Regions from separate parts of the Homo sapiens genome. Here region 1 is linked to region 2. The links are chromatin contacts, found by Hi-C or POLR2A ChIA-PET in ENCODE. All regions are on one chromosome and are shown on one strand. The core of a region is the stretch at or near the end of the contact, and the rest is flanking DNA. Distances in the headings are between cores, read along the strand shown. Region 1 overlaps CACNA1C (calcium voltage-gated channel subunit alpha1 C). Region 2 overlaps CACNA1C (calcium voltage-gated channel subunit alpha1 C).

Region 1 (6,408 bases), core at 2,684-5,183, 71 kb after region 2:
ATAAAATAAACAAAAATGCAAAGACGTATGCACAAGTATCTTATGACAGTGTGACTTCCAACAGTAAAATATTGGAGACAATTTAAATATTTAACAATGGGGGCCTGGTGTAGCCCTACCATGGAATAGGATGTGCCCATTTAATGATGTCTCTGAAGAGTTTTTAACAGCATGACAGCATGCTTACCTTATCATGTCCTGTGAAATACCAGAATAAAATGTACATGCAGTAGAATCTCAATTACATCCAAAATACGCATTATAAATCTGGAAGAAAGTAAGCCAAAATGTGGAGTATACTTGGTAGCATTTCTCCCTACTTTTTAATATTTTTTTAGTAATATCACATTTTTTATCATAAGGAAGTATCCTAAAGGCAGAAAACAACAAATAAAGTAGCAATGAAGTTCTGAGTCTTTCTGTGACTGTGTGACGACAGTGTCTGAACAGTTATCCCTCCGGCAGTGACGAGCAGCCCCTTGGACATGTTCCAGTCCCAGTTCTTCAGACTTCAGAAAGTGGGGAAGACTCCGTGGGGGAAGAGGAGGGGTTGCTGATGTCATGGTGACAACGTGGAGTGTGGCACACCTACAGGTCTTGATGGGCTGTGTGCTGGGCACTCCGGAATCTCATTTAATCCCCCTAGTGGATAAGGAACACTAAGTATTGGAGAGACAGAATGATTTACCCAAGGCCAGTGTGTAGTAAGAGGTGCGGCTGGAATTCCAGGTGAGATTGGGAGACTCCAAAACCTGTGCTCTTAATTCCAGCCCTGCCTGGCCTCCTGGATCATGCCCATGGTGGGTGAACTGGGGGCGCTGGCCCCCACGCTGCCATCCTGACTTGTCAGCCTGTTTGCTTCCTCCTCTCTGTTGTGATTTCCTCAAGCTTGTTATTAAATAACAAGCATCCTTCCTGCGTTTTCTCCTGGAATTCTCATCCCACAGTGGCCTAAGGGGAAGGCAAACTGTATGCCTGTGCATAGGAAGCATGACCGCGCCATCCAGCCTCCTTCCAGTAGCAGTGGATGCAGCCTTGTTAGGGTGATTCTGACCCCTTGTTCTCCGTCACCTCACAAGGCGTAACGACAGGGGACAGCTGCAGAGAGAGATGGAGGTTGGCATTCAGAAGCCTTTCTGACAGCAAGAGTGAATCAACACAAAATGAATCACACAAAGACACCATTCACTGTCTCCCCAGAGAGCCTGGAGAAGAAATGCCTGCCATTTGTGTAGCTCTTTTTGATGTTCAAAGCTCTGTGGCACACAGCCCTCCTTAGGGTCTCACAAGAACTCCCTAAGAAAGACAAGACAGGAATTACTTCCCTTAGGAAAGGAAACTGAGGCTCAGGGAAATCAAGTTACTTGCCTCCCGTCATTGGTGACTAGGTCAGTCTTCTAACTTCCTCTTTATCCCTTCTTACTCCTTCTGCAAACAGTACGATGCTGGGCAGAGTGGAAGATCCCTTATTGTCTCACCCTGGGGCAAGGAGATGGGCTAGATCATTCCTAATGCTGCTTCCTGCCTCAGAAGATGAATTTGCCTACAAGAGGTGGGCCCTCCATGCTTATAAATCCTTCTCCTTCAGGTTACCCCCACCTAGTGAAAAAGATTTACACAAGGCAGAAAGTGGGTGGAAGCCATTTGGCCACTCATGATGTCTTATTCTAGAGGAGGCCCCCTGAAGTGAAGGTGCCACAGCATTACTGCAGTTCAGCAGACATTTACCAGCATATGCCAGTCACTCTACTGGAACTGAGGAGAGAGAAAGCCAGGGAAAAGGTTGCCATGGGTTGAGTCAAAAGAACTCATTCTAGGCTCAAAAGGACAGGAGCGCTGGTTCATTAGGATGCTCAACTTCCAACTAGCAGACTGGGCACATGTCCTAGAGAGGAATTGTGCTGTAGTGAGGCGAAGTGGGCTTGGATGTCTGGCAAGTCATGGTTCAGATACTGACTCCAGCCAGGCACGGTGGTTCACGCCCATAGTCCCAGTGACTCAGGATGCCAAGACAGTAGGATTTCTTGAGGCCAGGACTTTGAGACCGGCCTGGACTACATAGTGAGGCCCCGTTTCTACAAAATAATATTTTTTTCAATGTTGACTTTATTTCTTAGCTGTGTGACTTCCAGCAAATTCTTTAACTTCATTGAAACTCAGTTTTTTCAGCTATAAAATTAAGAGAATAAATAAACTGTCCCATTGTATGATGCAAGGATTAAATGAGATGACAGCAACTAAAGGCCTGCCACCATCAACTCTTGGCAATTTATTTCCCTCCTAAATTAGATAGAAATGTCATGGTTTGGGGTTTCCATTGTGTGTTCAAGAAAGATAAGACCGTAACGCCTTTCTTAAATGTCTAAGCTTCATTATCAGAGCTTCTTGCACGTTCTCTTTAAGCTTTTCCCCCATAGACCTATCCAATGGCCCCAGGCTGAGGCACCCATTCCAGGGACTCCCACGCCTGCTTCCAAGCTAGCAGTGGCCTCTCATGAGCCTCAACCCTATTCTGAGATGCTCTGGGTTTGGAGGTTCTAGTATCTCAGCCACACATAGTGCCATTTTACCTTGTCCCAGCTGGCCAAAGTGTGACTGTGATCCCCTGTCTTCCCCCTCACTCACCCGGCAGCCTCATCTTGGCTGCTGGCGATTTTAGGCTGGGTTCCACAAGTGGCCCCAGTGATTTATGATCCATAACTCAGTGGTCTCTTCCGCCATGCCTGCAGGCTCCCACCTTCCGGAAGTCACTGGAATTTAAAACACCATGAAAACAAACATCTGTGATTTACGATGTCAAGAGCCATTTCCTTCCTCTTGAGACAATCTCCAGGGTGATTTTCTTTAGGTCATCTGCTCTGTAGAGCATATTAGTTAAAAAAAAAAAACCTTAAACATAATGTAGAAAGATGTGCAGGTATGGAAGACAGAATGGCAGCACCTTTCCACGGGTGGCAGCCATCAGACAGAGCAGGACATGCACAGCGTGGCTCCCTCCTGTCCCTGGAAGGCAGGTCTGCTCTGTTCTCTTCTTTCACATGTGTCTACTCCCAGCCTTTCCAGGTGCAGGACAGGGCAAGCATCAGAAACACTGGGTGAGGGACCGGCCCTCCCTTTGAGTGCTTCCTCCCTGCACATCTGAGTCCCATCTGTAGACCCAGAGTGAGGACATCTGCCCAACCTCCCTGCAGGCTGTTGTGAGGTCAGCAGAGGCCCAGAAGCCATGGTAACTTCTATAGGAGAGACGCAGGATGAAGAAAGTTGTTGTGACTTTTGCCCAGAATTGTCAAGAATACTTCAAGTGGTATAGATGTTTTTCCCAAAAAAAAGTAAGGCTGAAAAAAATCAAGGCTGATCCTAAGGCTGTTCAAGTACAAACAGTTTGCAAGTAATGGAAAAAGCTATAAAATTTTAATATAGGGAGACCTCAAAGCCTTGAAAGGAAATATAAAACAACTCCAAAAAAAAAAAAAAAAAACAAACCCTAAGCATCCTCTTTGTTCCTCAGTGAAAATTTCCTTACTATTTTAAGCCACATTGATTCCCAAGAGAGAAACTGGCAAAGCATGGATGGAGAAGCTTCATTTCCCTACCACTGCTGTGAAAATACCCTATGCTAATTTAAGGATATAGAATTTTCTAATAAAAACAACCAGAGTGCACTAGGCACGATTATTCCAACCTATCTTTCTATTGTATTGGTCCATCTACTTTGCCGATTTCCAAAGGAATTAGAGACGGCTTTATTACATTTAAGATAATATGAAAGAAGACAAGTATAGCCCCTCTTTGATTTTTATGTTACACATTGGGCAGTAGGTTTTTAAAGAGCCGTGTTTGACTCTGTCCTATTTTGGGGCCCAGGTACATGATTCCTATTTTTAGCAACTCTCTGGTATTGTGAATCTGAGATTTCAACCACCAGTGAGTCAGAAGGTCTGGCTGCCCAGAGATATGTGACTCAGACAGGCAGGAATAGTCTGTTCACCATGAGATGAGGGCTTAAAGGGGAGCTTTTGTGCTTAGTGAAACACGCAAATGAAAACAACCGTTTAAATAGGAACCTATTGCCCTTCCGGAAGGCTCTTTGCCTGTCCCCGAAAATTCTCAGCTCACACCCAGGGAAGAGCTGGTGCTGCTAGCTGGGAAATGAGGCCAACCCCCTGGCTACTTCCTCCTCTTTAGGGGCCCTCTAAGGCATCTGGGCGGAGGTTTCTGGGTGGCTTCAGCCTTCAGAATTAACACAACAGCCTCCTGATGGGCAGCAGTGGTGGGAGAAAGGAGCGAGTGGAGTGCCATGTCGGGCAGGGTTGGGACACAGGATGAGATACTACTCTTTTAAGAGTAAGACACCGCAAGAAAAGGTGGCTTCCCCTGGAAAGGTGGGAAGCAACAGATTGGTGTTTTCTTGATTAGAAATGCTATGGAATTCATTCATCCATTCACCATCCATCCATCCATCCAAACAACCAATGCATATGGGAAGCTGGCTACGTCCTCGGTCCTTTGCTAGGTACTAGGGGACTGGTTTCCATCCTCGAGAAGCCCACAGGCTTGTGGGAGGAAGATAAGCAGGTAGAGAGGCAGCCTGGCTGCAATGCCCTTCCAAGACCAAGGTTTTGGGATTCCAAGTTTCTGAGGTGTTCTGCATGGTCAGTAGTCCCTGAGAGGCCCTTCCCCTGTAGAACTGAGTGAGCATTCAGGGTAAACCTGGCTAAACACAGACTAGCCAGGACCATTGTTTCTGGCCGTATGAACACCCTCCTTTTCCTTTCCTCCAGACTTAGACTCCTTTTGGAGCCAAGCACCCCAAGACTGTAGGCCTTCTCTGGGCGTGAGCCTGAGGGTCACAGTGCTCACCAGCCCTCCAGCCTCGCCACAGTGAAGATGCTTATCATGGAGGCTGGGATAGTTGTGTTTTTCGCTGGTGTTTAGATGTTCCAGTGTTCCATGAAAGCTCCTGAATCTCTTCCCTAAATAACAAAGTCCTGTTTGGTATTTGGTGAAATGTTTGGAGTGCCGTGTTCAACCAAGCTGAACTAAGCTGCTGACAAAATACTGTCTCAGCCCTTTAATAATAATAGCTAACATTTGTATAGCACTCTACAGTTTAACAAAGCACTTTAAATGCACCCAGCCCCTTTGAGATGCGAGGGCAGAGTTATCATGTGCGTTTCACTCAGGAAAAGTGGGCTGCCCAGAGGAACTGAGTAACACCCTCCAGGACCCACCACTGGGGAGGCCAGAAGCTGGCCCTCCTGAACCAGGCACTTTGCCCTTGGCCACCTTCTCTGAAGCCTGTGGTGACCACGCCTCCTCCTCTGACTTCAGGTTTGGTCTTTGCCTCTGGTCTCAGCCCCCTGTAGTATCCCACAGGCAGCCCCCAGGCAGATCTCCTTAATTGTCCCCTTTCTCTGCTTCAGCACCTGGAATGACTGTCCCAGGATTAAGTCCACACTTCCAGCCTGGAATCCCCTCTCTGCACAGCCTGGTCCTATCCCAGGACCCTACACTCCCCCTCACTACCCCCAGCATGCCTTTCCTACAGCCAGGCAGGACTTGGCAGGAGCATGCCACGCCAACTTTAGACCCCAGTGCTGGCTACATGGGGGGAGGAGAGGGCAACTCGTTTTTTAACTATTGACCCCTCCTTGATGTCTGGCAAGGGGCTAATTAGCAGCAAACGTCTTCTGAATCAGTAAGTCAGAGAATCGGTAAATGAAGAAAACGGACATCTGTATAGGCATAATAGCATCCCCATGCAGTCCATAGCAAGAAGAGACCCCAGGGTGGGCGCCTTGTGCACAAGGGTCTGTCTGAGATAGATGCCAAGGCCAATGGACACATGCCGTCCACAGGTCCTGGCTGTGTGGCTCAGGATGCACTGGAGCCAAAAGTGGCTGCATACCAGAAATGTCCCCCCACCCCCACCCCCATGAAGCTGATACAGCTGGAACCATGGTCCCCCTCCCTCCAGTCAGTGACACTGACCACCGGTGGCTCATCTCAGCTGTTCTTTTGGCAGATGCCATTCTTTTGCTCCCCAGAGACTGGGTGATGTCTGAGAGATAGGGTTAGGGTTGGCAAGGTTGGTGTGAAGTGGGTAACTTTGGAGCAGCGAGCGACCCGGTATGCCTGTGCATCCAGGACACAGGGCCCAGGAAGCATGAGAATAGCAGGAGCCTTGGAGGAGGTGCCCTTGGGGGTGGAATAGGGCTCTTGAGGGCTTATCCTAGGCCCAAGGAAATGAAGGGAACTTCTTTCCTTCTTGTCCCTTTCCCCCAACACACCCCCAAGTTGAGCTAGCATACCCATCATGCTAAACAGGTTTAACAGGTTTTATGATCCAATCTGATTATCTTATTATGAGTTACAGATTGTTTTATAGGAAAAATGCTTCCCCCCATA
Region 2 (5,848 bases), core at 2,525-5,024:
AACTGATTGCATGTTAACATAAGCAATATTGTTTCTGAAAAATAATTTTTTTGTAAAACAAAAAAACAGAAGAGTGACATTGCTTTACATTTGTATAGATTAGTGTCTGACTTACTAGAAAACAGCTGGGTTCTCATATCTGCTCTGTCATTCAGTGTGTTATGGTATCACATCATGTAGGCTCTGGGAAACTCTGCTGTGTATTTGTGAGAGCATTACAGTGAAAATGTTAGAGTTGTTATAAAAATAGTTCTCTCCTCACAGATACACGAAAAAGGTCTCAGAGATCCTGCTGGGGTTCCTTGGGACACACTTTGAGAAACACTGGATTAATAAGTCATGACAAGTGTTTAGTATAACACCTTGCATATGGTAATCACTGAGTAAAACATTATTACAAACAGCACTATTTACTAGGAGATATAGCATCAGAGGTGGTTTTCTATACATATATGGGCCAAGCTCTAGAAGGGTCCTTGTGCAACACACACACACACACAACAGGTGCTTCTGCTGTTGCCACCAGCAGTTCCATGCCATCCCATCTGGCTGGGGGGAGCCCTGAAAGTGTCTGGATGTATCTGAAGCTGCTGTGCTGGGATGTGTGCAGTACTAATATGGGAATGACAGTGAGTGGACATTGCATCACATAGTAGCCTTTCCTCCTAGGAGGCAAAGCACTCACCTCCCCATCACCCTGCAGTTATCCTCATGGGGGAGGGAGCCAGTCCAGTCCCTTGGGAAGGCAGTGCCAGGGCCAGGACCTGAACCTGCCTTTCTGATCTACAGCAGAGTCAGGCTAAAGAGGGCAGGCAGAGGCTCGCCAAGGGGCACAGTGGAGTGCTTCAGGACTCACAGTTGCTGGGGCTGAATGCTGGAAACAGCTTGTCAGTTCAACCCAGGAGATGCTAAGATGCAGGCTAGAGTCGATGACTTGGTCCTCCCATCAGGGGCTTGCAGACCATGTGACAGTCAGCTGGCACTCCCTTGACCTTTCTGTTGAGTCCAGAAACCATAGTGCAAGCAGTGGGCTGAAAGCTGTGGCAAGCTGCTGTGTTGGCATGTAATTTGGAAAGCCTATTCACTTAGCCACCTATTAAACACCTGGTGTGTTTTGAGTCCCCAGTCTGTTTTCTTGTTCATCTCCCACCAAGGGAAAAGCAACATTGACCAATCAAAAGGCAGGCTCAGTCTTGTAGTCTCAGTAGTACAGTCTTCCCTGTGGCCAAGACGGTGTCTTCAGCATCTGCAGTGGTGTGTGCAGCCATAGGTTGACAATGAAATGCAGGGAGCCAGGATCAGGAATCTGACCTGCACCAAGAGCTGTGGGCAGAACAGACCAGCATCTGTGTGATGCTGTGGCTGGTGGTGCAGGAGGCCAGGAGGCATCCAGGAGCCAGAGGGATGCCTTGCAGGACTGGGGTGGGGTGGAGGCTGTGTCTAAAATATGGGATGAATGCTAAGAATCAGAAAGTTAGTGACCGCAGGCAGAAGCTCAGAAACACACAGCAGATGTGAAAAGTGCTCCTTGCCCCTGCTTTTTAAATGTTATCTGAATGCCCACAGTGGGCAGAAGCTACTATTCAGTCAACAAATAATGGTCAAGGGCTGGGCATTGTTGTAGGTGCATCACTAGTTACCTCAGTGAATAAAACAGACAATTCCTACCTGCAAGGAGGTTGCACTTTTGTGGGAAGAAGAAAATAAAGGAAAGGAGAACATAAAGGAAAAAATATAAATACGATACATAATATTAGACACAGTGGAGGGATGAATGCAGGGATGGAGATAGGGTGCTTCAGGGTGGGGTTATAGCTTTTAATAGAGGGGTCAGGGAAGGTGTTACTGTGAAGATAACGTTTGAGCAGACCAGTGGGAAATGGCGAGGTAAGTGCTGTGGATCTGGGGAGAGGGCATTCAAGGGAGCAGGAGGGCCAGGTGCAGAGGCCCTCAGGTGGGAGTATGCCCAGCGTGTCTGGGAGCAGGAGGGCCAGGTGCGGAGGCCCTCAGGTGGGAGTATGCCCAGCGTGTCTGGGAGCAGGAGGGCCAGGTGCGGAGGCCCTCAGGTAGGAGCAGGGAGGAGGCAGGTATGGCTGGAACACAGCAAGTGCTCAGAGGTGAGGTCAGTGAGGAACAGAGGGCACTTAGGGTCTTGTAAGTCATTGTGATGACTGTGGTGCTAACTTGGGGTGAAGTGTGAAGCTAGTGGAGGCTTTTTAGCAAAGGAGTGACTGATCTGTTTTGAAAGAGAATCATTGCTGGGAGCTTCTCGGTGTTGGTAGAAGTGTGACGGTCAGTCAGGAGGCTGGATCAGTAATCCAAGAGGCAGATGTTAGCAGCTTGGACCAGAGTGATAAAGGTGGAGGTGGAGAGAAGTTGCTAGATCCTTGATACATTCTAGAAGTACACCAGAAATGATCTGCTAACAGACCGGACATGAGGTATGAACAAAGGAAGAGGGAAGATGGACTCTATATCTTGGCTTGAGTGAATGGAAGGCTGGAGAGTCACCATGATCCGAGATGGGCAGGAGCTGGTTGGGGTGGGGGAGGCTCAAGAATTGGGGTTTGGACATGCCAAGTTTGAGATGCCCAAGTAGAGACTGACTGTAGAGGTCTAGGCTGGAGCAGGCAGAAAGACCCAGGATGTGCAAAGGAAAGAGGGAAACAGCAGCAGTAGCACTTGTTCAGCCAAGTCCTGCCTCGGAGATCAAATGCATAAAGGAAAGGAAATCTCAGAGCCAGCCTCTAACCCTGAGCTTAATCCCAAAGAGCAGCAGAGTAGCCTGGGGTATCCACCCCTCCACCCCGGTGGTGCTGCAGAGCCCCTGTTGCACTCACGGGTGGCAAGAGGCAGGGCTCAAAGCTTACCTCACAGGTGTGACTCCCAGGGAGTAGGGGTAGGGTGAGGACCCCGCTGGAACTGGAATGGACTCTCCTGTATAGTGATGCCTCCTAAGCCTGGGGATGCCTCTGCAAGGGCTCCAGGGGGCTCTCAAAGAGGAGCAGGCTCTGCCTTTCTCAGATCAGCCCTCTGGCTCTGTTGTTCCCTTGGGCCTGTCTTCAGATAACCACAGTAATCCAGGGAGATGAAATTGGCAGATCAGAAGCCCTTGATTAGACCTGCAGAATGTCTGCACTGACAAGAACTGCAGAAAGCATCCCGTTCAACTCCCTCCTCTTACAGATGGGGGAACTGAGGTCCAGGGAGATGATGGGACTTGTCCAAGTTAGAAGCTTCATGACCTAGGGCAAATCACTTAACCCTTGCAATCATGCCAAGTTGAGAGCATTTTCCTAAATGCTGTGGCTCAGAGATGGCTGTGTGCTCGTGGTTCCTCCTGTTTCTCCCTAACCCTCTTCCACATGGGTTTTTTACTGCCCGATCAGGGTTTGGGGAATGATTGGCAGCCCGGAGGCCAGCCAGCCCTTTTGGCAATCCAGTCAAATCTGCCCACTGGCTGATGAAACATGGACTCCCTTGGCAGCGAGTACTTCCTCAAGAGATATCTTGCTTAAAATTGATGGCCCCCCTTTGGCTTTGCTATTCCCCATGCCCTTGGTGGGGCAGAGAGTTAGTTCCATCCCAAGTTCTTCTCCATTTGCCAGAGTCCACCTCCACCCCAGCCCAGAGCTGTTTGCTCTGGCTTGCCCTATCCTGCGTTGGCTCCTTTCACTCTCTGCAAACCCTTCTGTCCTTCCCGTTGTCTGAGCTGCCTTTTTCTTGACTACTTCTTAAGCCTCTGGATTTCTCCTTAAATATCAGCTCTAGGACGCCTGCCTGATGAGCTGAGGTCATTCCTACCCTCAAGTGACCTGGTGAATTAAGCAACAATACCAGGGATTCCAGGACAGTGAGTTTGAAGATCAGCATCTTTGCTGGCCTGAGGGAGGCCCTTGGCCTGCTGGGGGTGGATAGAGTGATGCTGACCTTCTGCACAGGCTTTGGGAGGGAACAGTTAGTTACCGCAAATGTCTGGCTATCTAGGTGAAGCACTCCCGACCCTCTGCTCCTCAACTGTAGTTGTGAATTACAGAGCTGGAAACAGCACACGGGAGCATTTGTTCCACTCCTGTTTCAGGGACAAAACTTAGGCCTGGGTCTCTAAAACCAGAGGTGCTTGATGCTTCATCCCAAGGCTAAAGGGGCAGATGCCCTCTCTATCTGGCGTTGTGGTTTCCTCTACTTCCACCTTACTGCAGAGTGGGGGGCTGGAACGTTGGCAAGGATCCAGGACTCCTGTACCCTATCTCATTCTCCTCCCACACCCCTGTCCCTTCATTACAGATAGTCCAACCTCTTTGTTCTGTGGTTGCTGAATAGCATCCCCCAGGGGACCATCTTCCCTGCAAATGCAGGGTGACGCTGTGCAGTGGTTTCTCTGCCATCATCTTTTCTCTGCTGGGGATGCCAGAGCATAAACCCATGGTGCAATGGAATGTGCCTGGTAGCAAGGATGAAGACGCGGGGGCTCCAGTGTGCTCCACCCCTTCCTTTCTGTCAGCCTGAGTGCTCCCGCCCCCTTTGGGCCTCAGTCTCCCACAGAGAGGGAGAGCTGGGTGGCCCAGCAATCTCTGGAGCCCCTTTTGGCTCAGACCTCCTGCAGTTCTCTGTAGCCTCCTGGTTCCCAGTGTATTTTTAAAGGATCCTGTGTTATTTATCTCAGCATCTCTGCCCCCCTGCGCTCCACGCTCCTATCCATGCAGTAATGACATCCAAACACCCACACTGTATCTTAACAATCTGATGAGATAAATGCCTCATCGTTGGGCTCCGTGGACACAGAGTAGCAATTCTATTCTGCTATCAAAGAGCTCAGAAACTCAGGCAACCAAGGCAGGATGAGCAGGCATGTGGCTTGCCATGTGCCCATCATTGGGCAAAAACACATTCTCCCTGCCCCAAAGCCCCTGTTTTTCCCCAAAGCAGCCTCACTTTTTCCCTTCCTCCACCTCCAGAACAATGCCTTCGAGCCTGCTGGCATTTGAGAATGGGCCGGGCGGGCAGTACTGGGGGCATATGGCCTTGTTATTTTGATGGAGCTCCTAGTGGGATGCACCAGCCACTGGCCAGGTCCTGGAAATAATTAAGCTGAGCATATTGACCTGGGGGTTGCAGGGCCTTGGGCATGCTGCAACCTCCAACACCTGTTCTCATGCTCCTTCTGCAGTGACCCTCTCGTGCTCTAGGCACACCTGTTAGATGGAACCTGGGACTTTCAAGGTTGTCACTGCCAGGGCTGGCATGATGTGCTTGCACTCCTGCTCCCTTTATGGACCTGGGAGTTGGGAAGGTGCATTGGGTTCCAAGAGAAGCAGGAACTGATTTGGTCTTGTAGTGAAAATAGACCTGGCTCTGGTTTGGTAAGTGAGTGACCTTGGACTTAGTTTCCCTAGAAGCAGAAATAGGATAACAGTAAGTCTTCCCACTTCAAGGAATGTTATAAGGATCAAGTGAGATCATGTGAAATTCTTAGGAAAGCTGCAAGGGAGTCTACCTATGAAACACAGAGGCCATGGGACACAGAGGGAGGAGTAAGGGCTCGAGCTGGGCAGGCCTGGGTGTGAATTCCAGTGTTTCTCTTCAGGCTGTGCTGCCTAGGGAAATGTACTTACCTCTTCTGAGCTTTTCTTTGCTCTTCTGTCAACCAAGGGATAATGAAGCTACACTGACTGGTTACTCACAGTGATAACAGGAGTATCTGTTATTTATTAAACGCTTATGTTGAGCCAGGACCTTTCTTCCTTTCCTTTTTAAAACCTCCATAAAATGTAGCCGGATTTGTAATCACACATTACTTCACGTGGACTTTGGCTGGTTTGTGTAGTGTCTCTGTGAGAGCAGGGGT

Evidence for each region. Hi-C counts contacts between places; a loop is a spot of excess contacts on that map. ChIA-PET counts read pairs that join two places held with the same protein, here RNA polymerase II (POLR2A). Pooled maps may share reads with other maps.
Region 1: a loop to region 2 is called in a map of ovary, with 6 times the contacts of the local background. The contact joins two enhancer-like sites. A Hi-C loop is called at or near these places in 1 of 168 maps with a recorded cell type or tissue (ovary) and 2 of 50 pooled maps. POLR2A ChIA-PET finds 5 or more read pairs at or near these places in 3 of 52 experiments (AG04450, HEK293 and Panc1).

The regions. Positions count from the first base shown.
Region 1 is chr12:2,332,563-2,338,970 of GRCh38, forward strand. All of the region lies in intron 3 of CACNA1C (calcium voltage-gated channel subunit alpha1 C), which reads left to right. Among named protein-coding and RNA genes, the nearest start is that of CACNA1C-IT3, 66 kb to the left of the region's middle. RefSeq lists an enhancer at 4,900-5,400. Within about 2 kb of position 3,934, at least 15 of the 41 ENCODE cell types and tissues checked have a DNase peak (open chromatin) inside an H3K27ac peak, as active enhancers do.
Region 2 is chr12:2,261,262-2,267,109 of GRCh38, forward strand. The region is part of intron 3 of CACNA1C (calcium voltage-gated channel subunit alpha1 C); the gene reads left to right. Among named protein-coding and RNA genes, the nearest start is that of CACNA1C-IT3, 5.6 kb to the right of the region's middle. Within about 2 kb of position 3,775, at least 3 of the 41 ENCODE cell types and tissues checked have a DNase peak (open chromatin) inside an H3K27ac peak, as active enhancers do.